Linked DNA regions of Mus musculus: region 2 is linked to region 1. Evidence: chromatin loops called from intact Hi-C (ENCODE). Cell type or tissue: heart. All regions are shown on one strand. Each heading gives the region's core, and the rest is flanking DNA. Links, peaks and the distances in the headings are about the cores only.

Evidence for each region. Peaks named below come from ENCODE experiments on the same cell type or tissue, not always from the same donor. Only the 100,000 strongest peaks of a DNase experiment are listed, where the experiment ranks them.
Region 2: a loop joins it to region 1, with 6 times the contacts of the local background. A loop is called at or near these places in 4 of 42 quality-filtered maps.

What each region holds. Positions count from the first base shown.
Region 1 is chr17:86,703,383-86,716,510 of GRCm38, forward strand. No RefSeq gene overlaps it. Among named protein-coding and RNA genes, the nearest start is that of Gm52297, 40 kb to the left of the region's middle. In heart, for the core only: no CTCF peak of the experiment used is centred there; DNase peaks (open chromatin) are centred at 6,639, 8,669 and 10,429; H3K27ac peaks cover 905 bases.
Region 2 is chr17:86,794,728-86,811,604 of GRCm38, forward strand. It overlaps Epas1 (endothelial PAS domain protein 1), which reads left to right. Exons shown (of 16, transcript NM_010137.3): 2 at 2,389-2,579; 3 at 10,466-10,617; 4 at 11,030-11,114; 5 at 14,631-14,749; 6 at 14,857-15,062. Among named protein-coding and RNA genes, the nearest start is that of Epas1, 49 kb to the left of the region's middle. In heart, for the core only: CTCF peaks have their summits at 7,403, 8,174 (motif pointing left) and 9,119 (motif pointing left); DNase peaks (open chromatin) are centred at 6,024, 7,344, 8,024, 8,594 and 1 weaker place; H3K27ac peaks cover 3,005 bases.

The DNA.
Region 1 (13,128 bases), core at 4,743-12,742:
CATGCACTGTGGTCTTGGGCAGTGCTGTGTGTTACCACAGGGCTTTAGTCAGCCTTCCTTAGCTTTGACAGACATACGTGAGGACATCAGTTTAGGTGGGAACAAGTGTTGGTGTTTTCAGCCTGTGCTCATTCGGCTCCCTTGGGGCCTGTGGTGAGGTGCAGTCCCAGGGCAGGGAGTGTGTGCTCAGACAACACATCCTAGGGACTGAACTCAAATCCTCAGCCTAACCCATGAACCACCATCTCTCCTGGATGAACTTTTCTTTTTCTTTTTTGCTGGATTCTTTCACGTTGCTTCCTTACTTTGGTTTTATCAGTGTTATATTTACCTGTTCTTTTGGCTGAATGTTGGTAGCGCCCCGGAGATGTGTGTGACTGATTATCTATTCTCTTGATAGACTTTGTGTCGCTGGCAGCTGGGACTCTTACAGACACAGACACATCTTTGTGGACACACATGGTTTCGTTTCTCTTGGGTGAAGACTTAACAGCAGAGTGGCTGAGTTATATAGCAAGGTAGATTCAACCTTCTGAGACCCTGACGAACCGTTTTTCGAATTAATTGTTCTGTTGTGTGGTTCTTCCAGGAGCCTATAAACCTACTTGTTTCACCTCCCCACCAACACTCGACACAATCCGTTTTTAATTTTAGCACACTAAATTTAGTATGAATTTTTAGTGTGACTTTAATTTGCTTTTCACTAATGAATAATGACTTTAATTTCTTCTCATGTGCTTTTTGGGCAGCCACATACTATCTTTGGTATGTTTGGTAATGTTGTCTGTTGACACTTTTTTTTTGGCCCATTTTCAATTATAGTTTTTTTTTTAATTATTGTTTTTATTTTATTTGCTCTCTCCTCTCTCTCTCTTTTTCTCTGTCTCTGTCTCGCTCTCTCTCTCTCTGTGGCTCTCTCTGTCTCTCTGACTCTCTGTCTCTCTGTCTCTGTCTCTGTCAGTCTCTATCTCTCTCTCTCTCTCTCTGTCTCTCTCTGTCTCTCTCTGTGGGTATGTGTGTGTGTGTGTGTGTGTGTGTGTGTGTGTGTGTGTGTGTGTGTGTATTTAAAGTGTGAGCATAGAAGTCAGAGGACAATTTTGAGAAATCAGTTCTCTCCTTCCATGCCCTGGGTATTGAATTCTGGTCAACAGGCTTGGTGGCAAGCACAGTTTCCTGCTGACCCAGCCTGATATTGCTTTAATTTAGAAGTCACACTGGAAAGAATTGCTATCTTTATGATAGTCATAGTCCCTGATTCTATTTATGATATCAAAATACAAATGCAGTAGCATTCTCATTCTTTAGGGTCTTTTCTTGGTTTTATTCTTGGAGATGCATATTCATTAATAATATGTAAATGAGATATCTTCTGTTGTATTTTCCAGTTATTTGCTTGGTATAAGAATCATCACTTGAGCTGGGCAGGGTGGTGCATACCTTTAATCCCAAGGAAGCAGAGGCAGCGAAATCTCTGTGAGTACAGGGCCAGCCTGGTCTACATAGTGAGTTTCAGTATAGTCAAGGCTGTATAGAAAGACCTTGTCTTAAAAGACAAACAACACAGAAAGAAACAAATAAAACAAACACCACTGGTTTTTGCTTATTAATTTTATAACTGGGCTCCTTGGTGATTTCTCCAGGCTTGTAGAATATTTTGTATTTGATCATTTACAATTCCCCCATATCCTAGATGGATTTGATTTTCTTTTCTGCCCGAGTCTGTTCTATCTGAGGCTGCTCCTTCAATTTGTTCAGAAAATTTATCTATTATTTCACAAGTTTCCTTTTTTCTTTTTTCCAGTTTGACCTCTCTTCTGCTAACTCCAGGTATCCAGATATTTAGCACTGACTAACATAAAATCCTAATTTACTATCCTTCCTTCCTTCTTCCGCCCGGGTCTTTCTCAGTTTCCTCTTCTATGATCCCTACTAGCTCTCCAGCTGCTGTGAGTGTGACAGAAACAGCACAAGCATCTAACTCACACTTTTCTTGGTTCTCCTTCTGTGAGATTCTCCAGCAGCTTCCCATCTGAGCCAGGGCTCCTTTGTTTTTGATGGAGGAGGATGTTGGCTGCGGTGTCAGGAAGTAACAGTGCTGTAAGGAAGCCAGACCATAGACCTTGCAGGTTCCAAAAAACTCAAGCTATGGGAATGAATAAACCTTAAGGTGGGCAGAGCAAGCCTTGGGCACCTGAAAACCCCAATTGCCACCCAAGGACAATTTAGTCTTTATTCACAGCATAAGGAATACCTAGAACCCTGAATATTTGTTATTTATTCGTTTGTTTGTTTGTTTTGTTTATATAGAGCCTTGAGCATGGAGACAAGGTGCTCTAACACTGAGTCACATCCCCAGCCTTCTTCCCTTTATATTTTGAGACAGGATCTTACTGAATGGCCCAGGTTGGTCTTGAACTCACCCTGCAGTGCAGCATGGGAAGGTTTTGAATTCACTCTTCTCTAGGATGAAGGGACTGTCCCACCAGGCTGAGCTTGCCATGTTATATTCAAATTCTCATTAAAAAACGTTTCATTTCTAATTTATTTTTGCTATCAGAGGAAGAAATTAGCATAGTAGTAATAAGTATATAATACCAAATCCAATCTGGAGGATGGTCATCTCTGTTTCAACACAGCTCTAAGATATTTTGTGCCCAGGACGAGTAAAACACTGTAGCACTAACCATACAATGTAGTCAGCCACTGCTTCCTCTGTGACACAGCTGTCACCTTGGGTCTGATATTCTTTCTACCCTCGATACCCCAGAGAGGGAGGGGGAGGGGAGGGGGAGTGGGAGGGGGAGGGAGAGGGGGAGAGGGAGAGGGACTTTCACCTGAGAAGGAAATGCCTCAGCCTTCGAAGCTGGGAGGAGATGGAGGAACGCAAGGCAGCTGGCCGGTTCCCATTTTACCTGCACTGGTCTAACCTCACCTCTGATACACAGTGACTATGAGGTCAAACTCCATTTAATCCAAGAAAATGGTGCTGAAGCGATCAGGGCTGGGAGCTGGAGTGGCTTAGTTGCAGCAGGTACTCATTGTATCCCAGGTAAGTCAGTCACCCTATCAGCTGGCCTGGGGCAGGTTCAGGCTTGTGTTCTTCATGGTCACCCTGGTCAGTCTTGGGAGAAAAAGGCTAGAAAGATACAAACCACACCTTGTAATTCCCCTGTCTCACCAGCCTTCAACCTCCCCAGGAAGTTTCCAGACTCTTCCCCTTGCTCCGTTAGGGGAGAGGACTGTGCAGGGTGATCTTTGGCCCATCCTATGGGGAAGTTCCTAAAGAAGCAGCAACTGAAATATTGGCTAATGGTGATGTAGGATCTGGCCTCCTAGGGAAGTGGGCAGGGTGTTGTCATGTGTCTCCTGTCACCTAGCTGCCCATCTTACTCTGCAGACTTGCTTCTGTGGCCTTTTCTATCTGTCTGAGTTTCTTTCACATAGTTCCAGCCTGAAGCTGGTGGGTTCATAAACCTTGGAGTAGACATAGGGACAGGCAGGAAGCCTTATTAAGCTTAGAGTCTGTATCATACTGCAGCCCACCTTTTGCCTAAGGCCTCCATTTAGTGCAACTTTGATTTATGTTTGGCTCTTGTTCTAGGAGGCTGAAAGGAGACAGAAGTTATCAGCAGGACAGGAATCCACCCATCCAGGAATTCTGAGCCACGCCATCCATTGCCAGTTGCACGCCTTACCAAAAAATGTTTTCCAGACTTGTTCTCAACTGGCCCCTCCCCTGCCATTCCTTCTTCTTGCTCTGTCCCTGTAGCCTGCAGAGTTCCTAAATAATGCTCAGTCTTGTCTACCACATTTAGTATAATGCCTGACCCTTGGAACATACATACATGTACACACATGTACACACATGCACACACATACGCGTACACACATGGAAAAAGTTAAATGTACATTGTCACCTCCTTTCCTTGCGTGGAATACCGAAGCATGAAATCATTTTCCCAAAGTCACATGGCTCACACTAGTTCTATGATTGCCATCAGGCTGGTCTGAGTCCCAGGGCCTGCCTCACTGTAGAGGGCATGGCTTTCCTCGGCATGGCTCCACTTATACACAGAGAGGAAAACGTCACTTAACCAGAAAGCTCCTCTGGCAGCCTGTTCATCCCCATCCCTGCTTATCTGCTGTTTATTTTTCTTGCTGGTGGCAGGACTGTGGACATAGTTCTTACTAAACGAAGCATGAGATTAAATTATTTCTTTAAAGCCTATTACCTGTCCATTTCCCCAGGGCAGTTCTTTATTAAGTAATTTCTCACATTTTCCAGTGAATCAGTGATGGGTGGTGAGCCAGGGAAGACGGCGATGGCTGACTTGGTCACTGGAAGGGAGAACGTCTTCTGAGCTGAGTATGAAGACCCTCTTCTCCAGAGAGCTCTCGGGAGCACCACAATGCCCTTGTTAGGAGTGTGCCCTTCTGAGCTACTCCTTTGAGAATCCTGTCTTTCCCTGACTGTTCTTTGCTGGGATGGAATCCTCAGAGCTCTGGGTGGGAAGGCAAAAGGTTTAGCAAAGAGGGTGAGGTACAGGCAATCCTAGGCTGGGCTGCATCTGGGCCCCTGAGAAAGAGAAAAGTTTCCTAAGGGGATTGGAATCTGAGAGGGTGGCAAGGCTAACAGAGCTGAGAACTAACTAACATGGCCTTGGTCCCATGGCCATCGATGTTGAGAAGCCCAGAGTAAACCACTGAGAAGAACATGTAAAGAAAAAGACATCACAAGCCTTGGGCCCGAGACACTAGGCTGAGTGTTACCCGGCTCCCAGATCTTGACTGTCCTTTATATACTGCAGTGACTCTCTCAGCCCCTTGAAGCCTAGAGTAGACTTCTTGCCTGGTCAAAGTGTCCTGATGATGCTCTCCTGAGAGATTCTCCGAGAAGCTCTGCCTTATGTCCATGTGGATACCACATGTGGATGACTTCATCCTGAACTCAGGGTAGACAAAATATCTTCTGATAGTAGCTCAGGATTCACAGCCTTCTGGCCACAGGTAGTCTGCTGTAATTGTGATTATAGGTCTTGGGTCTGGATACCTGCATCCTAATTCCAGCTTCCTGTCTACCTTTGGCTGGGTTTCCAACATCTGTGACCTCAACTCTAAAATAAAGAACATCATGAAAACCATGCCCAACTCCTTTCCACTGCAGAGTCGAAATCTGAATGGAATTGGGCTGGGAAGGGCATGGAGTGCCCCTGAGGAATAAACAGTAGGACCTATGTGGATGCTGCTCAGAGACTGCGAAGAGACGGCTGTGAGATTCCAGGGCACGCACAGGTTTTAGAAGAGGTGTCTTTCTTGGATTTAGCCTACTTGTCATTTGAGAGGACGATGCAGGAGGTTCACGATTTTAGGATCAGGCTGAGCTACACTTCGAGTGAGACTCCGATTTGAGAAAACCAAAGTACTGTTTGCTCAATAGAAAAGATTGTCCTAGGTCAGCCATACAGCTTGTGTGAAGCCCAAGTGGCTACTGTGCTCAAACCCTGGGACGTTCCTTAGGGCTTCCCATCGGTGCTCTGGGATACTTAACCCAGCCACAGACAGGAAAGCAAGTCCAAGCTAGCAAGAGAGCAGATGTGGGATCTCTGCCCTCGGGACGCTGCTTGGGTAGTGTACTGGATCACTGGCTGCTCTCTCAGCCTCCTTTGGAGCTTTCACTTCTCAGTCTTTGAGTATTGGAGGACGGCAGGGTTTAAGCTTCAGCTCTTTAGCTTCTCTGTCCATGCTCACTCTCTGTCTGGTTGACCACATCCAGTCCCAGGTTTAGCTATGTTGAGGCTGCTGACCCCAAAATGTATGCATCAGTCCAGGCCTTTCTCCTGAATGCTATTCTTAACTCAAGTCTTGCTTGGAATGTCCACTACTGGATAGCATTTCCAACCATGTGTGTGTGTGTGTGTGTGTGTGTGTGTGTGTGTGTGTGTGTCCACTTATTCCCTGTTCTGTTCTCTCTAGTAGTTCTACGTTTTAGCAACCTTTCCAATAACTTAAGGCAAAGACTGTAGCCATTCTTATTGTCTCTTGTAGTCATCATTAAGGCCTTTAATTCACCACCACCCACATTAATCCATCAGTGACTTTCTCAACTCATACAGCTCCCCTCTCCAGCAAGTTTGACTGGCACTGCACTCTGCATTCTTTCCCTATGGGTCATTTTCCCTATATTTGCCCTCAAACAAACAAAAACAACACACCCAAAGCGCTGAAGCTCAGAATTGGACCAGTGGCCTCTGTGTTTCTATCCCCTTCCATTTCAGAGTTTTCCTGCCTTCTCATTGTAGCATATCCTTTCACATCAACAGGCAGACACAAAAACAAAACAAAGCAAACGAACAACCGTCACAGCACAGAGTCTTGGCGATTTGAACATCTTCTAGAGAACCAGACTTGTCTGCCCATCATGGCCACGCTGGCCACTGTGTCTCTTTCCCTGGATATGTTCAGAATCTATGCCTTCCTTGTACTGGGTCACCTGCTTGCCTGGCTCTCTGCAGGAAACTCCAGGTTAGAGGGTTTGAAGACGTTTGCAGCATAGATGTCTGCAGTAACTGGGAGCCTTACATCAGCCTTCCTGTGCTCACACCTCCCATCTGACCTATGGGTAGCTTTTGCCGTCACTGGTGACGTCTTCCTTTGTTAGAGTGGAAATACCCTAACTGCCTAATGCAGCGGTTCTCACCCGTCCTAATGCTGTGGCCCTTTGGTTGTTATGGTGTTCTGTTGTGGTGACCCTCAACCATAAAATAATTTTTGTTGCTACTTCGTATCTGTAATTTTGCTAACGTTATGAGTCACACTATGAATATCTGTGTTTTCTGGGGGCCTTAGGTGACCCCTGTGAAATGGTTGTTCAATTCTCAGAGGGGTCTCAAACCAAAGGTTGAGAACCACTGGCCTGATGCAATGTCTTTGGTGTCTAAACAAAATCCGGTTAGTTAGAACAAACAACATAAGGTTCCAGAGCCCACAGCAGTAGATGCAGCTCGGCAGGAGGAGGGCGACCCGGTTCCCTAATAGCTGAGAGGGACAGAGGAACCAACCGAGGTGTCTATGGCTAAGGGGATGAGCAAATACCTTGTCTCTATAGGTGTACCGTTCGTAGACAAAGAGTTTTTGCTGGCAGCTCAGCCTCTCCAGATGTGGACGTCAGTGCCTGTGAGGTTGTTTCCTGTTCTTCGTGTCTCTGTGTCCTTTAAAAAAAAACCAACCAAACAAACAAACCTTGTTCTGGAGTAAACCCAAATAACTCCTCTTTGGTTTGCAAACAGAAGGCACCAATCTCACACAGAGACTTCCACCCTTGGGCCCAAGTCTAAAATTTTTTGCCTACTTGCTTTCCTGACCAATTTCAACTTCTCCCAGGTTTCAGAGAATCAAAAACAACACATGAAAATGTTGTCTCCAAATCTTTGATGCTATAAATAACCTCGACGCTCACTTCCTCACGCCTGTTCCTGGCTGTGGCCTCTCCTTTCGAACACGTGTAAAGCGCAATTTTTTAATACTAGATTAGTTCTCAGAATAAATTAAAAAAATTCTTACTGTTAATTGTGTCTGAATATTTTTATTAGGAGAACTCTTTAAATTACACTTGACCCAGGCTATGAGATGGTTCAGTGGAGAAAGTGTACGTGCCACCAAGCCTAAGTACTTGAATTCAATCCCCAGGACTCAGAGAATTGACACCTGCTAGCTGTCTTCTGATTTCCACACACAACATGGCACAGACACCTCCCCCTCCACACACACACACAGGTAATCAGGTTTTTGTTATTGTTTTGGTTTTAGGTTTTAGAGACAGGGTTTCTCTGGGTATCCCTGGCCGTCCTAGAACTTCTATATCTTTGTAGTCCAGGCTGGTCTTGAACTCAGGGATCTACTTGCCTCTGGAATGCTGGGATTACAGCCATGTGCCACCACTGCCTGTCTTAGATAATCAGTTAAATCAGTCTTAAAACAGCAGAGAGGTGGTTGTAAGGCATAAATCCAGTTCCTCTCAGCCCTGGCTGGAATCTTGGGAGTGGCATACGAACATGTGAAGAAAGTATCTGGTTGAGGATTAAGCGTGCAACTAATTTGGAAGAGTTCTTGCCTAGTGTGTAGAAAGTCCTGAGTTTAATCTTCAGCATGGAATAAACCGGGTGTGGTATACCCCTGTAATCTCAGCCCTTGGGAGGTAGAAACAGGAGGCTCAGAAGTTCAGCATCCTTGGTTACATAGCAAGTTTGGGCCAGCCTGGGCCACATAAAACATGGTCTCAGAAATATTTTATCTGGTTCAACCCAAGGCCAATGATAACCAAATCTCTAAGGGTGGTGTTGGGCATCAATCTATTTTGTTAAAGTTTCCCAGCTCTTTCCAGTAGTGTTCAGAGAGTCTGTGTCCCTAAAATCCCTAAAATGATCCTTGCTAACTTTGGGTACTATTAAAAGTCATTTCCCCCAAGAGTCAGAATCCAAGAGTCCAAGGAATGATTGTCATTCTTGGGAGTGTGACTGCCTCTCACCTTATCAGTTCATTGTCTGCAAAGATACACACTAAGCTCTCTGAAGTATAAATTACTGATAACCCTTACAATGAGACACCCTAGTACTGAGCAGGAGGGACCTAGGGGCCTTCTGCATCCGTGTGTCCCTCCCCCGCACCCCACATCCCATGATAGCCAGCTGTTTCCTTTAACGCTGGTCAGATTCCTACAAGGTCCTCTCATAAAGACAGAGAGATACAGGGCCACAACAAGACCTGGGCTTCCGAGCAGGGCAGAGTGTCCCTTTAATTTGCTGCTGGGATTGGGCAGCATATGAGAGGAGGACCTTTGAAACATTTATCTGCTTGTTATTTATCTGGGCAGGGTGAGGAGAGGGGAGAGGCAGGAGAAGAGGTCCTGGGAAGGATGCCCAGAGCCAGAGGCAGTACAGGGAAATCCAGGCGAAGTTTGTTTGAGTAACTTTTACTGTACTCATTTTTATGATAAAAGCAGCAAGTGTTTGCTAGAGAAAAAAAACTTGAACTATACAAGAAAAGTGTAAAAAACAGAAAACAAACTGTGCTTTCACTAGCTGATATGGGCCTCCACGTCCCAATGTCAGTCTCCCGGTGTGCACACACACGTGCCCGCTATGAGTGTGCACCATGCTACACATCCTCTGCCTTTTCCACAAATAGTGTACAATAAACACACTCCATGGCACTTGAAGTTGGTTGGTTTGTGTGTTTGGTTTTGGTTTTATTTTGAGAGACAGCCTCTCTGTAGCCCGGGATGCTTGGCAACTCTATCTTCCAGGCTGGCCATGAACTCACAGAGATGTGCCTGCTTCTGGCCCTTCGGTGCTAGAATTATTTATATTTGTTATTTTTAAGTGTGTGTGGGCACATATCTGAGCACACTCACAAGCTCTCGAACACAAGAGTGGAGTGCCCACAGAACCTAGAAGAGGGGGTTAGATTTCCCTGGAGTGGTTGTAATACATGTGCCGCGGTCCTGGGAACGGAGCTGAGCTCCTCTGCAAGAGCAATGTGTGCTCAGAATCACAACTCCATGTTTCCCGACCCATCATAGATCTTCTAAGGCATGCGTTGCACCAGTTCCACAACAGTCTCTCATCTGTTAGCTCAGAATTTAGCTAATTCATTTTCTATCATTGGATATTTAGGGTGTTTCCAAGATTCCAGTTTTAGATGAAAGATAATAAGGCTGACATTTGTCCACAAATCTCATATTTGTAAATAAAATTTAGTTCATCCATAAAGTTGGCATAGCGCGAAGAAAGGTGGTCTTGGTTTTGTTTGTCTGCTTGCTTTTGAGGCTTTTAAGCATTAATGCAAAATTCATACAATGTAAAACTCATCATGTTACAATGTGTTCTTTGTGACATTTAGTGCAGTCACTGGGTTAAGACAATGATCACAGCCATTGAATTCTCGAAGGAACTCTACTCACAAAGCTGCAGGCCCCATCCCATCCTCCCCTCGAGCTGGGAATACTTTTCCTTTCTGAAATACATTCCTTGGAGAAACACCGGAAAATTTTATTTTGACTCCTTGATTTAGAGCTCTCTCCCTCTCTTTCTCTCTCTCTCTCTCTCTCTCTCTCTCTCTCTCTCTCTCTCTCTCTCTCTCTCTGTGTGTGTGTGTGTGTGTGTGTGTGTGTGTGTGTGTGTGTGTGTGTGTATTTGGATGGCAGGGTTTCTCTGTGTAGCCCTGGTTGTCCTGGAACTCATTTCAGAGATTTCTTGCTCTGACTCATTTCAGAGATTTCTTGCTCTGGGCCTGAGGAGAGAGAGGCAGAGTGTGTGGTAGAGCAGAACTCACCTCCTAGTGCTAGGAAAGCAGAGGAGAGTCCACAGCAAAGTCAAATTCCCAAGGACACGCCCACGGGATGGACACGCCCAGGGGACGTGCTACCCTCGACCAGGGCTCACTTCTGAGGCTTTCCATTCCATCCTAGGAATGCCACCCGATTACAGACGGAGAATGCATCGAGGGAGGAACCCACTGACAAGGTCACAGCCCTCAGGGTCTGATTACTTCCTGGAAACCATTTGGGGAGACACCCAAAGCAAAGCAGACCTTCTCTCAGCTCTTTAAATATTGGCTCAAAAACATTTACCACTCTAATACATGAGGGCTACATTTCCATGGCCAACACACAATTTATTTTTATTTTTCACAACTTTATTGTGGTCAGAAATTTCAAACCTAAGAAGGTTGGAAAAGGGGCTGGAGAGATGGCTCAGCAGTTAAGAGCACCGACTGCTCTTACAGAGGTCCTGAGTTCAATTCCCATGGTGGCTCACGACCATCTGTAATAGGATCCAATGCTTTCTTCTGGTGTGTCTGAAGACAGTGACAGTGTACTCATATAAATAAAAATAAATAAATAATATTAAAAAGAGAAGGCTGAAAAAAAAGAATCAGGTGAATGCCCTTACCCTCTTTACTTCACCCTCCTTCAGTGGTGGAACTTACAAATCTCTTATATAATTTTTCGCATATACATCTTCTCTTCTCCTTCTGTGTATTCATACTTTTTTTTGGTTAAATGGGTTGAAAATATCAAGACACCATGATCTTCCACTCACTTCTCAGAACAATTATATATCTTCCCAGGACTGTAATACTCTAACCAAGCTTGCAAATCTAGATGTGATATTCAATATTTATGTGTTCGAAAAATGCATGTCAATATGACAGATAAGTTAGATGTAACCATATCAAACTCAATCTCTCTCCCTCTCCCCCTCCCTTCCCCCCCCCCCCCCGGCTTGAAGTGTACCACCCTCGAGACTCACATCCTGACACACATCACCTGCACTCGTAGGCATGTGGTTGTGGGAATGTTCATAAACCTCTTCAGCATAAGATTCTTCCTGTGCAAACCTGAGCTTTTGATAATTTAAATTACAAAATGTAAACACTGCCTCTACAGCATGGGAAAATGTACAGCAAATCTAAGGTATTCGATTATTTACAATGGTTCAGCTAAAATGGACATTAGGAGACAACTTTAGATCGGTCCACTGTACAGATGAGAAAACTGAGGTCCAGCATGAGAAGTGGGGTCCTCCCACTGTAGCTGTATTTGAGCTCCTGTATTATTTTGCACGCCCATTGGAAGTGTACTAATATAATCCAAGGTGTCCAGCCTGTACACTTGCAATCCGGTGCACTCAGGTTAATGCCTAATTAGTGTGTCTGCATGTTTTGGATGGACAATTCTCTATTTCTCTGGCAAAGGCAGTCTTTACTTCCAGTGGACATAGATCCTAGTGCGCCCCCTCCCCCCGCAGAGACCAGCAGCAGGCACAGGCACCTGGCCTTGGGGACCAAGGCACCTGCTTGTTCTTACATTATTGTCACTTTTTGTATTCTCAAAACACCTTTGAGGGTGCCAAATAAACAAGAGGTGACAGCAGCAAACATCACTTCATAGCTGACTTCTTACTTTCAAAGGGAACTGGGTTGACTGTAGAGCTTGCCAGTGGGAACCCCCTTGACTTGGCCTCACCCACCAGCGAGTAAATGGATCGCACTGGTCTCCTGCAGTATTAATCTGAAGGACACCACATCATCACTGCAGAGTTTGTGCCAAAAATATCTGAAGAAGAATGCAGACTCCATCTTCTAAAACATTCTAAAAGGCAAAGAAGGTTGGTGACTTATGACCAGGCTGGCGTTGAACTCAAAGATCCACCAGCTTCTGCCTCTCGAGTGCTGGGATTGAAGGCATGCGCACCACCTAGCACGGTGTTGATAGTTTCAAACCATTTAACCAAAAAGGTAGTATGGGTGTTCGGGAATGTGGGGAGGGTGTGTGTGTATGTGTGTGTGTATGTGTATGTGTGTATGTGTGTGTGTATGTGTGTGTATGTGTGTGTATGTGTGTATGTGTGTGTATGTGTGTGTGTGTGTGTGTGTGTGTGTTTGTGTGTGTGTGTGTGTGTGTGTGTGTGTGAACTGCCAGTTACAGACGGCTGTAGTGTAGGAGGCAGGGATGGTCACTCTACTATTTTTCCAACTTTCCTAGGTTTGAAATGTTTGAGCATAGTGAAACCGTGAAAAGTAAAAGCAAGCTTCCCGTTGCCATGGAGATAGAGCACCTACATTTTGTAGTGTTTATTTTTTTTTTTTGACTTGGTATTTAAATGTTGGAAAACTTACACTTAGACACATAATTCTCAAGTTTATGAAGACAACTACCAGACCAGGCCACACAACACCCCACACTTTTGGACAGGGTGGCCTCTGGGGCTGCTGTGTCAATTCTGTCTACTTTAAAGAATCCCTATACTTCCCTGCATGTCCCCAGGGTGCCTGTCCCCAGGGTGCCTGTCCCCAGGGTGCCTGCCTAGGTCCTCTAACCCTGAGTGTGAGACCAACTAACCAGGAAAGCCTTGCCCCAGAGGATTGTTGTTGTTTTTTTCTCTCTCACTTCAAACTCCATATGGGGAATCGAAGGTTCTAGATCAGAACCCCTCAGAAACAAACAGAGTAGGCTGGGTTATCTGTTCAGCCAACCAACCAGCATGTCTGAAAGATATGAGCACATTACTCCGTCCATAAGGACTGGACTGCCCCTCATCTTAGCCCTGCCTTGACCAGGCAGGATGC
Region 2 (16,877 bases), core at 4,803-12,802, 91 kb after region 1:
GACCTTGGGAAAACGGCATGGTATGTTCTGGGCCTCAGTGTTCCTATCTGTAAATTGCACAATGTCTACCGAGCCGTGTCAGTAAGAAGAGTATAACGGGGTGATATGTAGTTGTCGGCGCAGTGACTGAACGTGTCTGTATCAGTAAGTGTTTATGTAGCTGAAGGAGCTTAGCCAAACCCAGAGCTCTTATGCCAAAGAGAACCCAGACTTTAGCTAGCCTGTTCCCCACAACTCAGCCACGGGGGTAGGGGGCGCGGACGGGAGAGCTTGTTCTTGGTATCGTTGCTGATACACGGCCTGTGGTGACTGCTTCACGGCATAGCTGCTCTGGATGTTAACAACGACGGGATCAGGCGCTGACCCTGCTGCTGTCCGGAAGCGTGAGGGCTGGTGCTGAGGAGGGGAATTCAGGATCTCCTACTTGGACCTCAGGAGCCAGAGCTGTGGTACTCCAGTGCAGCCATTCCTCCTGTGAGCCCTTAAGGTATCCCACCCTAAGGAGCTCAGGATTGAGATATAAAATCCAGGGACCAATAATGGCCCTTAAAGTCTGGTAGAAGATGCAAATTCTCCCAGGGGTCAGGTTCTGAGGGGTGAGAAGGGTGGGATAGAAATAGAGAGGTGTGGGGTTTCTGAGAGCTGAAAGGCAGGGAAGGGGGAGAAAGGGAGACAAGGAAAGCCAAGGGGAGAGGGGACAAGAAAACCCATTTCCCTCTTTCACAACTTCTCACAAGGTTCTGCCTGACCATCCATGTTATGTGGCTCTTCCTGCAGTCTGGTATCCAATGGCTAATCCATCTGGGGGCCTAGATGGCCTGCAAATGAAGTGAGCTCTGACGTCGAAAACGTCGAAACAGGGCCTCTGCCTCAAATCCGCACGGGGATGAGAGGCATGCCAGCATTCCAGGAATCCCCAAGTAGTGATGTTCTGTCCAGATAACGACATGCTCAAAGACAGGCAGAAAGGAGAGCAACCCCTAGGACTGGCAACCTCAGAGGGTAAGGTGGCATGAGCCAGCCTGGAGCTAATTGGAAGAAGGCCTTGAAAGCCACAAAGCACACTGGACATCTACAGAAGCAAATACCAAGTTAGTTTCTTTATTAAACAAGCAATATATGTTATTTATAGAAAACACAGGAAAATATCGATAACCACTTGGTAGGCCAGGGAGGGCGAGCTCCCTAACTAACCCCATTACTCTGCAACTCTTACTAATGGCTAAGTGCCTAGACTCTGGGGTTGCCCTGCCAGGGGCAGAGTTCACCTACCAGCTGGCAGTCACGGGTGAATTACTTAGCCTCCGTGGGCCTGTTTTCTTATCTGTATATTGGAGATGCTAACAGCAGCTACTCTCACAACAATTTGTGAAATTTAAAGATGCTAACACTGTACTGTCTGAAAGAGTAGCTGAACTGTATCAAAAAACCTGTCACCATGACGCTGTGACCATCGTAAAAATGTTTGCTACTTAACTGCACTCCCTGTGTAGCACACAGGAAGTGCTGTGTGGGACCTGCACAGTGTTTTGAGGACATGATTGCCCTCTGTTGCGGATAGGTTGTCTTTTCATGGACAGATTGTTGCTAATGTTTCTTTATAGTGGAATGTGCCCAGGACTAAAAGTTTCACATAAATAAATGGTCACAGTATGTCCTCACAGTTACTGGTTACTGATGCGACACTTAGGCAGCTTCATGGTAGAATCTGACGAGTTAGCAGGCAGATACTCTGACTTTTAAACTTACCCGTGTTAGTACGTGATATGGACTTTGTACGAAGACCGTGTTTCTTTAGGATCTCTGGAAAGAGGCAGGTTTGGGTGTCAGTTTGTCCTTTCCTTCCCATTCTGCAACAAAGAAGAGTCAGTCTGGCACCTCAGGCTGGCAAGGATGGCACCCACTGCAGCTACCACCCTTGGAGGTCTTTGCTTCTGGATTGCAAATGGAGGCGTGTTGTCCGCCTCATGTTCTCTTGGCCTTTACTGATGTCTCCAGACTCTAACCTGTCGTCTCTCAGATCAGAAACAGGGTCTTAGGTAAGCCAGGGCTGGTCTGACCGTAGCTTCTTCGCCCTTCTCTTTCCATTGGTGCCCTTTGACCCTGTCCTCAAACTTTGTTCATTAGTTTAATTAAATCTTTGCTAACGCTACCCACGTGAAGCCCAGTTCTGGCTCCTGCAAGAATACAGAAGAAAGCAATTTGAGAAGACACCAATGCGCAAAAGCAGAGTCAATACCAAAAGGTGGCTTGCTCATAGCTCCCCTGGGCTGAGCCAGATGGGTTCAGTGGGAGAATTGACTCACTGTGGGGGTGAGTGGGTCACTACCGAGAGTGTGAATGGATGACGTCCACATTCCAGGACTAACCCCTCGTTTCTTCATGTAGGAGCAGCTCAGAGCTGAGGAAGGAGAAATCCCGTGATGCCGCGAGGTGCCGGCGCAGCAAGGAGACGGAGGTCTTCTATGAGTTGGCTCATGAGTTGCCCCTGCCTCACAGTGTGAGCTCCCACCTGGACAAAGCCTCCATCATGCGCCTGGCCATCAGCTTCCTTCGGACACATAAGCTCCTGTCCTCAGGTAAGGCTTGACAGGTCCTGCCCCAAGCTGGCATCTACCTAGGCCTCGCTCCAAGACACATCTACAAATATCCACTCACAGAAGCTGGCACATGGCCTTTAGTGTTACATTTATTTAGTTGCGTGTGAGGGTATGCATGTGGGTCAGAGGACAGCCTTTGGGAGTCCATTCTGTTCTCTTCTTCCATCATCTGGGATCTGGGACTTGAACTTGGGTCCTCAGGCTTAGCAGCAAATGCCTCTAGCCACTGGACCTTCTTGCTGGCCCTGTTCCTTCATTTTAGCATCTCCCCTCTGGCAATGATCTTCTCATGAGTTCACCCAGGGAAGAGACCAAGGACAGACTCAAGTGAGAGTGTGAGGTGCTCCCAGAGAGTGTGAGGTGCTCCCAGAGAGTGTGAGGTGCTCCAAGGGGTTGGAGAGCCGAGAGCAGCTTCTCCTGGAAGCCCATCCAGTACCTCTGGACCTCTGGCGAGAGTCCCGCTCCACACTGTGTTGACTCTGCAGGAAGCCTTTTATCCTTGTCTTCCAGCTACATCTCTAGGACATCAGAAATGGTGATGTCCCTTGTGATCTATCTCTCAGAACCTTGGTTTCCTTGCCTACAAACTGGAATTAGCCAGGCATACTGCCTGGGAGGATAGGGGTAGGAAATGGGGGGGGGGGATTATTAGGGCACTATAGGAATGAGTGGAGACAGCGGCTCAGCTGTATTCGTTCTTGCTGGGCTAGCCCCCGCCATAGAGGACAGCCTCGGGCACCTCTCCCTGCTCAGCCGATGCGTTCTTCTTTCCCGCATATCTCTTCACCAACAAACAGTTCATAACGAATGCTTTCTTTCCTTTGTCAGAGTTACATCCCTCAAAAATCATTTCCTGTTAGGCCTCACCAGGAAGAGGCAGCCTGGGGTTTCCACTTTCACATCCTATGTGCAGTCTTGTCAGACTTATCAGTTCTGTAAGGAAACTGGGCAGCATATAGCTGCCAGGCTGGCACTACAGCAGGGCAGTGTCCGAGGCATGAGCAAGGGAGGCAGGCAGGCAAGGGGGAAAGAGATCCCGTGGCTCATTTTGAGTTTTCCTGAGTGAGTGTGTCACTCTGGAGATGACTCCTTACATGGCTATTCTGGGAAAGAGCCCCCTGCACAGAGGGGTCCAGAATGAGGCGGGGAAGCCAGACTAGCCTGTGCTATTCTGGGCCCCTGTGCACAGGAAGGATATATGGGAAAGACCTTCGGAGGTTAGAATGGCTGCTCATCCCATCGTCCTCCTCTAACCCCCAGGCTGGAGGCTAAGCCTGGGCTGCAAGGCTGAGGTGACCGTGCTGTTACAGAAATGAGCAGAGAGTGGAGAAAGCAAGGGCGGAGCCGCTGCACACACAGCAGGGCAACAGCAATTACTCAGATTTAGACGGTGAAAATGGTTGAGGGAAGCTCAGGCTAAGGACTTGTAAAGCCTGGACTGCTAAATAAAAAGGCAGACTCGGAGGTGTCTCACCCATGCCCCATGCATGCCTTCATTTTACAGAGGATTGTCCTCTTGGAGAAATGAGGACGACAGTTCGGTGATTTGTAGGATTTTGCAAAGCCTGTCAGGCAAAAAAAAAAAAAAAAAAAAAAAAAAAAAAAAAGAAATGTAGATAAGGGGCAGGGAGCCAATGTCCAAGTGAAGCAGCTAGAGCCTGACCAGGACTAGCCAGGAGCAGTGGGTGGCCAGGAGGTTCTGAGAGCTGTGTCTTGCTGCCGTAGCAGGGACACATTGTCTGTGCTCGCCCACACAGAAGCCTGTGTGTCTTCCTCGATGGGTCGAGGTTGATTTGCAGAGGGCTTGGCTAGGGTTGGATCTTCCGAGCTTATCTGCCCTCATGTGTCCTGGTGCAACCCCTCCCGCACTCCACGTACTACACAAAGCCACAGATACAAGAGCAGACACCACACGGAGCAGACATCTCAGGAGCTCTGAGCCTTGAGAACAAGGACTGCCTACTCTCTAGACAGCATAAGCACGGACAGACCAGAACCCTTGGCGCGTCAGCTATGGGGCTCCCAGGCCTGAAGAAAGAAAAGTTAGAGATTGATAAACAAGTTTTGGTCATCTGGTCCTGGTGACCTTAAAGAAGTGCTCCTGAGTCCAGCCACGGAAGGAGATGTGGCTTAGTTCTCCTTCTCTGCCATTTCTCCAGGCTCCTACCAGGCACTCTCGGGACTGGTTATTTCCAGAAATGGAATGTAAAATGAGCCTTTTCCTCCCCACCCACCCTTTGTTTTAGTGTGTGCATGCGTGCTCTGGAGAGGTTAGGGAAGAGCGTCGAAGTCTTGCTTAAAGACTTCAACCTCCCTTCTTTTAGACAGGACCTCTCGCTCGACTCGAAGCTCACGATTTTAGCTAGGTTGGCTGGCTGGCAAACTCACAGGATCCTGACTGTGCAGGTCAACATTGGGGTTCCGGGCACACACAGCCAACCTGTCAATGCCGAGGACTCGAACTCACATCTTCATGCCTGGGCAGCCAGTGCTCTTATGCACTTAGCCACCCAAGTGGCTCATTGTTTTAAATTTTCACCTATTATATGCATGTGTTTGTGGAGGGGAGGAAAGGACAACTTTTGGGAGTTGATTCTCCCTCCCCACCATGGATAGGGTTCCAACCAAGTTGTCAGGTCTGAATAGAAGGCCTTTTTACCTGCTAAGCCATCGTTTCAACCCTGAACCATAGGTCTTTATGTTTTGTTTTTGTTGGTTAGTTGGTTTGGGGGTTGTGTTTGTTTGTTTGTTTGTTTGTTGTTTGTTTTTTGAGACAGGGTTTCTCTGTATAGCCCTGGCTGTCCTGGAACTCACTCTGTAGACCAGGCTGGCCTCGAACTCAGAAATCTGCCTGTCTCTGCCTCGCAAGTGCTGTGGGTTTTTTGTTTGTTTGTTTGTTTGTTTGTTTTATGTGACAAAAAGTTTAGAGGATCTTTGAGCAGATATCCTCCTGCACTTTGCTTATTGGTGTTGCTGCCATCTCTCTCAGAAACATTGTACACAGCTCTATCTCATTGGACCGCAGAGTCCATGAAACATTGTTGGATGATATGAAAGTCTAGCCTGTTGTACAAGTTATAGCTTTGAAGTAAGTCTAACAAAAGAAACGATGTAAGAGAAAAATCAGAGCGAACTCTAATGTCTTTGGACCCACCTTTTAGCAGTTACGTGTTACAGTGTTACAACATATACTTTCCCAACTCAAAACAAACTACAGACTCATTACTTAGGCAAGTGGAGTTTTGTATACCTCAGAGTTCAAACGCCTAAAAAATACCAGGCTTAGCGTTAGGGCCAGTTTCTTCTTTACTTAGCAGCACACTTCCTTTGATTTTCACAGTAGGCTGCAGTGTGTGGGAATGTTGGGGAGGAAGCCTCCGCGCTGAGAACTCCAGGCTGAGTCGGGCCACAGTTGAGATTCATATCACAGGAAACAAACCGAAACAATAGCTTTACGATACTTGCTTCCACACTGGCCCAGGAGGACAGAACACACTGTGGCGGGAACATGGGTGGAAATATCACTTGATTGTCTTAAATCCAGATGAACCCTGCGCTCTGGGGCTGAAGTGGAGTCGCTTCTGCGTCCCAAGAGCTTTAGACCGCAGTAAATGTATAGAATGTGCATTCGCCCCAATTCTGATTTGAGGCTTCCCAGACTCATATGTAAAAAAATCAAATTCTCATTACTGCAGAGTTGGAGATCAGCACAAAGCCAGGTTTCTAGACATAAATGTCAAGTTTATTTTTGATTATTTTGATTTGAATTTGTTTATGTTTTATTCCTGGCATTTGCCTAGTGAAGTCACACAGTCTGCTCAGGATATGATTCTCCGATCCCTGAGACATTAAAATCCAGGACATGGTTTTAAAGCTTTCACCATGACTTCTCAGGAAAAGTGGGACAAAGGGGACAGAATTACAGCAGCAGATGTGATTTCTGTGCCCTCCTATGCCTTGTGGTAAGACCTGTTTTCCCTGGTTTTCAGCCCAATTGTTTTACTGTCCCACCTCCCCCGGCCCCACCTATACTCAAAATCAAGGCCTTTTCTGTCCTGTTTGGAAGGAGGCCAGTAAGATGATTCATGCCAGGATGTTACTGGCTGAGAGCAGCCAGCGGTCCCTTCAAGAAAGTCTAACCTTGCTTATAGCATTCTCTTAAAGCAAAGAGTCTGGCCAGTCAGCGACAGTCACTGACTGTAGCGCCCCATAGCATTTTATGAAGGCTAGCGCAGCAAGCAAGGGTGGGGGAGCAGGTGTGAAAAGAACAAAATAAAAATCTCCAATGCTGGACTTGTGGGGCACACCAGGAGAGCAGCAGCAAGGCCAGCTGAGATCTATCACTCTGCAGAAAGTGTGAGATAGCCCCAGCCTGCTCACAGTGCGGCATAAGGCACAGTAAGTGGCCCACACTCTTTATGTTTGCCGTCAGTATGCCCGGAAGACGCGTGCACAGCCTTTGAAAGGAAAGACCCTGCGGAGATAACTAAGTAGCAAGCACCAGGGAAGTAGGAAACCTGTATCGGAGCTTGTTAGGAACAAGGAGTTTCTTGAAGATGGAAACATCTAGAAGGATCATCCGGGTGAAGTAAGAAAGCAGCAGCCTTACGGCTGGCACAGCCAGGCCTCAAAGACCCAGTTAGAAGCCACCTGCTCTGCCACCTGCTAGTTCACACAAGGCAAGTGGCTCTACCATACTGGTGTGCCACCCAACATGGGCGGTGCTGCCTAAAGGAAATGAGCAGTGCTCCGGAAAAGGCCCTCCACAGCCTTCTCAGCGGCACATATCCTGGCGGTGGGAGCCATCAAAGCCTGTTTACTGGGGCTATTTTTAGCATTAAAGAATTTCGTGGTCCTTCTCAAAGGAGACAGTTCGTCTATACCAGTTCTTTGAGATTCGAACCCTGACAGATTCTGGGAAGCAAATGGCCAGGATGTAGAACCTGAGCTATTTAGACCACCCAGCCCAGTTCCTTAGCAAGCACCTACTTTATTTTGTACCAATGGTTTGCTCTCCGTTGTTATCAGCATCCCCAGGAGGGGCTTAGGCTCTTCGACAGATGTCTTCCTGGCAGTTTGTTGGTTCCTGAATTGCACCCTTCCTTGCAGTATCCCCAGCTCTCCCTGAGACAGGACTGAGTGTGTAATGAGTGCTGTGAGCCAGGGAAGCCATGGAGGAAAAGCCTTAGTAACTGCAGGGAGGGAGGGAGGTCTGGTGTGCGCAGCCGCCAGGCATAGCAGTTTTTAGCAGAATTGTGACAGGAGGCTCAGGGCTCTGGGTGCAGCAGGGGGATGTCTGCCTCCCTCTTGGCTGGGAGTGACCTAGCCAAGTTCCTTCAGAGACTCCCAGGAGGACAAGCAGGTGCTAAAAGAGCAAATAGTTCCACTGAAGGAAGGGGCCACACCCAAGCTGGGCTGCTCTAGGGTCGCAGGGAAGGGGTGGGGGAGGGTGCTATTGGCCATTGTGACTTCAGTCTCAAGATGTTCCATGTCTGTGGCCCCAGACACCCTTCTCCCTCCTCTCTAAAGGGCAGTCCACCTGCCACTGTAGCCAATTTCGCCACCTCCTGGAAGTAAGCGTGCTGGACAGTTCGGAAAGGCCGCTTGGCTGTGCCGGGCCTGTTAAAAACAGGAAACTTTAAGCAGAACTATTTTCTCTGGGTCTAGTTAACCCCGATAGGTTGTCTTGGGATTACTCCAGATTTTGAAGTCAGTGTTGCCACTGAGATCAAAGAAGCTGAAGTGAAAATAAATTCTCAGTAGGCCTCAGCACTAGCCTCTGTCTGTCTGGAGAAAGTAGCCACCTCGCCCTATAACCCAAATGCAGCTGAAACCTTCTCCGGGCATGTTTCCGGGGTCAGGCACCCTTTGCCCAGACTGGCTGGTTTTCCTGACGTGGGGGATAGTCTTCAGCACGTGGTCTCTGGAGCGACAGCTTTGACACCCTCTGAACACTTTTTGTTGATGTTGTTGTTGTTGTTAAAGGAAGAAAAGGCACTTTTTCAGCTTCCCTGAATTAGGAAGGAAGCCTGGGAGGAGGTAGAACCTTCCAGCACCACCCTGGGTGGGGTGCGGCCTCCTCGTACTAGCCAGGTCTTGGGCTCTGAGCTCAGCTTAAATTTTCAGCAGAGGGTTCCACGTTTTTATTTTACTTTGCACAAATCCCGCAAGTTGCATAGCAGTCCTGGGCCCGCCAGAGGTCCTGGCCCACCCACTCAGCCTTGGCTAGACTTGAACTCACTATGTAGACCAAGATGGCCTGGAATTCACAGAGATCTACCTGCCTCTGCCTCCTGATAGCTGGGATTAAAGACCTGCTCTAACACACCTGGTTAAATCCAGATTTCTAAAGCACACACATATTTGACATTAAATAATGAACAAGAAGAGGGCATAGCCTGTGGTCTGAGGATAACAGCCAGGAGCCGGAACAAGAGCTGAGCTTAGATTGCAGAGGTGGACTTGGTAGTCCAGGACACACAGAGTGCATGGTTGGGGGTAGAGTTCCCCCACAACGCCCCCTAGTGTCTGCCTCTTGTCCCTCACGGCTTTGTGCCTCTAAGTTCCATTCTCTTTCGACTATTCTATGTGCTATCTATCCCCGGACTTATGTCCCCAAAGTGGTGCTCTGAGAAGCCACCTCTCTGCCCCTTGACTGGAAGAGAAGCTTTGGGACACTGGGCTCCCTTATTGTCCCAGTCTCTGATATTGGGCCATGGATCTTCTGCCTCTAGCTGGCCTCTTGTCTGTCCTGGGAGGAAGGCTGTCTGTGTGTCCTGCAGTGGTGGCCCAATCCTGTCCAGTTGCCTGACAGACCTCTCTTTCCATACTCATGTGAACTCACATTCCAGGTGAATTAGCAAATTGCTCTTTCTAACTCTATGAAGAATGGAGCTGGAATTTTGCTGGGGATTGTGTTGAATCTGTAGAATGCTTTCGGCAAGATGGCCATTCTCACTATCTTAATCCTGCCAATCCATGAGTGTGGGAGATATTTCATGTTTCCTCTCCATCCTATGTCTTCTTTTTTAGAGTCATCTCTCCTCTGACTGCTGGAGCTTGTGCTCTCTGTACCCCTTCTTTGGTACCCCATGGTAATGTGCGTGAGGGCTTATTTAGCTTTGTGAGGTTGTGAGCCACGAACTCGCCACCTTGGCTCTGATTTGAGATAGTAATGGTGTCTTAGAGGAGGGAGCAGATGAGGTAGAGCTTGTAGTCGTTGATATCACTTTAAGCAGTTAATTTACTTAACCTTACAATTCATGAAGATGGGAATCGCTATCCTGGTTTGCTGGTGGAGGACTCCAGCGTTCAATCGTTACCCAAAGTCATAAGCAAGTGGGAAGCAGATGTAGGAATAGATACAACATTTGACTCCGAAGCTTGTGAGGTGGTTGAACGTGGCCCTGCACTTAGCTCCTGGGGCTTCCTAACATTCTAGACATCATAGCCTTTGGAAAAATGGCTTGACTCAGAAGTCTTGCACTATAAAATGAGACTGCAAATGGTACATGCCTTGTGCGTTATTGAAAAGCCAATGTAGAGTGTTTAATGCTGGGTCTGTCTGTGGTTGATGTTCCACTTACGTTAGCAGCTAAAATAACTGCTGCTGCTGCTGCGAGGTCTAGCATTCTATCTGTAGCCTCTACCCCCAGCCTTCCTATTGGTACAGCAAATTCTGCTACCACAGAAACCACGCTGTCCCACAGTCATTGTCAATGTGGCCTGGGTGTTCCACCAGGCATGTGGCAAATGTTAGATGGTTGGTAGTGTGCCTTTCCCTGTGCCCTGGAGCCATGCCTGTCCCCTCGGTCATGTCTGTTTTAACACTCGTGCCCCTGTTGTTCATTCCCCTCTCTCTCCAGTCTGCTCTGAAAATGAATCTGAAGCTGAGGCCGACCAGCAAATGGATAACTTGTACCTGAAAGCCTTGGAGGGTTTCATTGCTGTGGTGACCCAAGACGGTGACATGATCTTTCTGTCGGAAAACATCAGCAAGTTCATGGGACTTACTCAGGTGACACCCTCTGCCTCGTTCAGTAGGAAAAACATGTCTTTATTTGGGGATAGACACTAACGGGGGGTCCTAGGCATAGTCTTACTTGACTTTTCCTTATGCATTCCCATATGATGATGACAGTCCTTAGGACTTCCCAATGTCATGGGGCTTGACATTCCTTGTGGCTGCCCTGACAGGTCTCTTCTAGCTAGATTAACTTGGCAAAAGTATAAATCAAGCCCTTGTTGCCATCAACATTGCTCTGATACGTCTGTAAGTCCATAGACCCAATATTGACTGGAGACTATTGATAACCACTCAGTTCATCCCCCTGCCTGTCTCTGAATGCAGACATTATCCTAGCTTCCTCTTGGAGTCCGAATGACTTCATCACTAGGAGTAACAGCATCTGGCCTTGCTTTTGAAACAGGTAGAACTAACAGGACACAGCATCTTTGACTTCACTCATCCTTGCGACCATGAGGAGATCCGTGAGAACCTGACTCTCAAAAACGGTAAAGTGTTCTTCTTTGTTTGCATTCTTCTCATGACCCCCAAAGCCTGCACAAATAGCCCAAATGGATTATGTTCCATAGATACAGTTGGACTAGCTTCTGGGTGAGTATGCAGCTGTTGAGATGAGGCCCAGCACATAGAATAGCTCCTAATGGCCCATCCATGATGCCTGATGTCACACTACGAGGTCAGGGTGCCATCTCTAGGACATTTCATCATCACCTGAGATCAATCATCTCCGCCAAGCGACACCACCCAAACCAATAGCTTCATCTATGCCTGATTATTTATGGGAGCTACAGGTGCCTTTTGTCGTGTATCAAGCCACCCAACACACAGGCTTAAGCAATCTCCCACATTTCTGGGGATTCTGTGGGCAGGTCTCTAGCTCAATGTGACATCAGCTGGATTGCAGCCATCAGGGGCTAAACTAGGTTGAAGTGATTAAGATGGCTCACCTGGTGTGCTGCTGGGACAGTGACCACAGCTCTCAGTCTATGGAGCCTCCCGGTAGCCTTCTTCATATGAAGACTCCAGAGCAACCATCTTGTATGACAGCTCAGGCCATGCATCTTCCTTCTCCCCTGTAAAGTGCAGCTGCAGAAGCCTACAGACCATCCTAGGCCCTAGCCCTGAAATAGGCATGTCACCACTTCTAACCCTATTCGGCTGGCGAGGGAAAGGTTCAGGCTTGCCCTGTGTCTCAGGTCCGTGTCAAGAGGCATGGCCCTTAGGATTACCACTGAAGAGCAGCTATGACGGGAATGTGGAGATTTTCAGAAGAACTAAAACTTTGGTGCTGGAGAGCTGGCTCTGTGGTTAAGAATACTGGCTATTCTTCTGAGGACCTAAGTTGACCTCCCAGGTTCTTTGACTGGTGGTAGGTCACAACTCCAGCTTCAGGGAGATCCAGGGTCCTCCCCTAACCTCTGCAGGTATCTGCACAAATATGCCCATAAACACAAAGGTACAAACTTCAGCAAATCTTTCCAAACCACACGAAAGGAGCCATCGCTGTAGGCAGCAGTGGCTTCCAATGACTGGTGAGATCCTCTTGAACTTGAGAATCTATCACCAGTCTGGACAGACTGCCCACATCAACATCTTGTAAATCTGTCACCTGTCACTACTATGGGGTGTGTGCTCATCCAACCTGAATAGCAAAGGCAGTGATGCCACGCCTGCGAGGCGTGTTCTCGTTGCCTTGTGTGCTGCAAAAGGGGAGGCTTTGTTGGCTCACCTCTCCTGTTGGTACAGAGTACTGTAATCCACACTCAGACTTACAAAGCTTTGTAAAATTATAACCACCTCCCTTTCCAATGCTGCCCCAGCCTCTCATCTGCATTGCTGCTTCCTATCCAAAGACCTTGGTCAACTGGCTTCCAGAGTACATAGGCTGGGGACCACCATGAGTTTATTTGTCTTGCCTGTGGTGCCAAGAAACCCTAGGCTAAGCCACCCAACACATAGAATGATTGGTTCTTGATGGTGAAGGGGCTATTGATCACAGACCTGCGCCACCATACTTGGCTTTCAGAAGCACTTCCTAAATCGGTGTCTCTCGTTGCTTCTCTTCTAGAGAACACTGCTCCCTGGGTTCTTTGTCTCAACTCAACTGCTGACCAAAACCTTTGTTTGAGCATCTGTGAGCTGAACTAAGAATCTCACTCCTGTGCTGTTCAAAGTCTTTCTTTTCAAATCGATGGCAAAAGATGAGGCCAAATCTAGGATCTTTTTGCTTTTAGGTTTCTCTGACTCATAGCTGAGTGTCCTCCACTTATCTGAGGAAAACTCAGGTCTTTAGATTCATGAATGGGGATTTGAGATCAAGCAGACTCAGCCAATCAGCAAGTCCTTGCTGAAGGTTTCAGGCTGCATAGACTCATGGTCTAAAAGCAAGGGGTCCGTGTGGATTCCTGGAAGAAGAAAAGGTTGGGAGACGGGCTGTGGAATGCTTTGATGGTGAGTGGAAAGCCTCAAACTGGGTCCTGCAAACAGTCAAAGGCTGTTGAAGATGTTTAAGCTGAGGTGATACTATCAGATGTCAGAATGGGGAGACTCCAGTGATTAGCAAGTTAGGAGCCCACAATTACAACCCAGACTATTAATCACAAATGAATATTGAGCTCCCTCATTCCTAAATCCTGGGGGGGGCTCTCTCAGTACAGTTATAACTCATCATATACAAACTCCACCTAATAACTAAAATTATAAGAAGCCTAATTATGGGAGAGACAGTTTATAAGAACAACATTCAAGCTGTCACTTAATGGGTTCTGCAGAAGATGTTTAAATCCAGTTCAAGGATGCCAGTTCTTTTGATACACAGCTGTTTTAGACTGTGTCGGTCAAATCAATGTTCCTTAGAGGTGTGGGTGCAGAGGTTGGCAGCTTCTCTTAGAGCAGTGTGACTACTTGTTGGAAAGTTCTGAATTGCTCTGTGATGCTGGGCCTGTGGAGGCCAAGGATGAAGATGGCGGTGTAGCCACAGTTTAGACACCGTTGGACTCATGTTTTCTGTTCTGCATAACAAGAAGCAGAAAACCTGGACAGGCTTTGGAGATTTGTACTAAAGGAAAGAAGCCGTATGTTCCTTGTCTCGGTGATTTATTTAATCCTAAATGAAAGGTCATCTAATTGATCTTTATCAAGAACATCGTTAAGATAGACTTGTCTACCCAGTTCCAGTTAAAAACAAGGGGTGTGTGTGTGTGTGTGTGTGTGTGTGTGTGTGTGAGTGTGTATGTGTGAGTGTGTGAGTGTGTGTGTGTGTTCATTCCCCTCCCCTCCCCTCCTTGACATGTGTCACCTTAGGAGGAAACTGATGAATGGTACATTATCCAAAGCATAGTCATTCGAGGATTCAGGTAGGATATTGGTTGCTCACATTCCTGAGAGACAGGCTAGCGAGAGCAGAGAGGAGTGTCCAAGGATAATTCTAACTAGACAGACTTATGTCCTTGGAGCAACCATGGTCACTCTCAGGTTTCCTGCTAGAGACCCAAGGCCTGACTGGGGAGAGACATCTAAAACTGTGGTGTAGCCTCACAGCTCTCAGGTGACAAACAGGTACAGTGTGTAGCAAACATGGCACAGCTCCTGCCTTCCAGGCCTTCCTGCTCCTGGGAATGCAGTCACACAGGAGCTTCTACTCAGCCATCCTCCAAGAAATCTAACTTCTGCAGGGGAGCAGCTTTCTCCCAGGAGTCCCTCCACTGTGAGTCTCCACCAACCTGGTGTTAGCTCATAGTCCCTGGGTGGGACTGGCCATCACTAGAAGTTTTGTAAAAAACCTTCCTTGACATATTTCTGTCCTCTAGTTCTGACCACAATTGAGCCAGGACTCAAGGCACAGCAACAAAGGGACACCATTAGTATTTAAGCCATGAGGGCCTCTCTGCCCATGGCAGGCTACACGCACTCTACTACAAACCACAGGAGACACAAATACAAGTTGCCCAGAAACATTGTAATTTGGATTAATTTAACTGGCTCCCACGCCCTTCCCCACTCAGGCTCTGGTTTTGGGAAGAAGAGCAAAGACGTGTCCACCGAGCGTGACTTCTTCATGAGGATGAAGTGCACGGTCACCAACAGAGGCCGGACTGTCAACCTCAAGTCGGCCACCTGGAAGGTAGGATTCGTGGAGTCTCAAGAAAGAGCCAGGAGCAGGAGGTGCCTGAGGCCTCTCCCTCTTCTCGGCCGTCTCGGCCTTGTCTTACTTCTGTGCTTTGACCCCAGGTCCTGCACTGCACCGGGCAAGTGAGAGTCTACAACAACTGCCCCCCTCACAGTAGCCTCTGTGGCTCCAAGGAGCCCCTGCTGTCCTGCCTTATCATCATGTGTGAGCCAATCCAGCACCCATCCCACATGGACATCCCCCTGGACAGCAAGACTTTCCTGAGCCGCCACAGCATGGACATGAAGTTCACCTACTGTGACGACAGGTGGGGTGTTGGGACAGGGTGGGTCTTACCAGTGTGCATCTGTGAGAGTGTGACAGCGCAGGGACGGGACTAGGACATGGTGTGGGACTGCTGGCTGCAAGTTTGTAGAAGGTAGCCTCCTTCCATGTGAAGACTTTAAAATGAAGAGAGCTAGGTTAGACTCTAACCCTCAGTTCCAAAGCAACTGGACGTTCTCTTGGGAGTGGGGGGCACAGAAACAATAAAGACTGTGGACTTGGACTAGAGAACCTAGCAGAGTCATCTGTGGTCAGTGTAGGCTGCTGTTCTTACCTTCATTAAAGGGGAGACCACAGAGGGTGCACAGGAAGGCATGCTGTGTGGTTGTCAGTACATGCAAGGTTTGTATAGACTACACCACAGTTCCTATCCACTTGTGCTGCTGCTGTTGGGATGGAGATGTGGAGGACAACGGTGAGAACGAGTTGTGATGTGCAGTGGCTTGCACCAGGGTGAGGGAAGCCAGGTGAGAGGCTGCACTGGGCGTGCATGCCTAGCCTGAGTGAAAGGCATCACTCACTGTGCCTGACTACTTCACCCATCGTAAGCTCAGCTCTGCCGTGTCTCTCTGAGCAGAAGATAGATCGGAGGTACGCCCTCTGCAGTTTTCAGAGAGACCCCGAAAGTCCCGGTGCCAGATCCATGACACCGGCTTTGAGGTGCAGTGGCACTTGGGATGCTTGTGCAGAAACCCAGGAGTGGTCAGGGATGTGGGTGACAGGAGGGAGTTGCTCTGAAGCAGGAAAACCAAACCCTCACCTGCCATCTCCTGAAAGCAGAAAAGAGACTGTAAAAAGGAGCTGGCAGGTGAGGGAACTATCTCCCAGAAAGGTTCATTTGCTGTTAATTTCCATTCATTATTGTGGTTTGAGTGGGTTTCAGGTAAAAGGGCTAGCCTTGGGTTAAGGGCAGAAGGGGACAGTCACAAGAAATGGGCAGCCTAAAGGGACAAAGATGCCATGTGCACGCACACAGAGGTACCATGGTGACGTCCTTAGGTTGGCTCAGTACGGCGGGTGGGGTGGGGTTCATACTCACAGGAAGGATCCTGGGATTTAGAGATGTGGCTCGTCGTGCACAGGGAGATGCCGCTTAGGGTGGCTTAGGACACACAGTATTTTCAGCATACTCTTGCCTTCCAAGGAAGCTGATTGCATGGCCGGCCCAACGTGAATTCTGTTCTGCTAGGGAGCCGACTGCAGAGGGATGCAAACACAGAGTGCCCCACGGAGCGTTTAACCGATTAGCAGATTAGTTAACCAGGGTACAGATAGGACAGTTAGTGAAGGGGCTATTTTAAGTGTTTAATCCCTTGGTGTTATTTCTCGATTGCTTTGGGTTGGGGGAGAGGCTTGTTCTGTTTGCATGTGTTGAGATGTGGAGCAGTGTGTGTGTGTGTGTGTGTGTGTGTGTGTGTGTGTAAGAGGGGAAGGGAGAGAGAGAGAGAGAGAGAGAGAGAGAGAGAGAGAGAATACATACACTAACATGACCTTCTGAGAGATGTGCTCTAAATCCAGAGCCTACATGTGAGAGCCAGTGTAGAGCAGGGCTCCCCCATTTTACTCAGTGAATTATTTGGTTTGGTGACATCTGACACAAAGGGGATTGTGTCCCCTAACAGAAGCAGGGAAAGAATCTGAAGAGAGGAATTTTGAGTCCACAATCAGATTTGAGCGAGTTTGATACTTTCCTCTGATTATGCTTGTATGTGTGTGATATGTTTCTATATATGAATATATGTATATATGTATATGTATTTGATTATTAATTATGAGTCAGTGAATACTTTAAACCCTC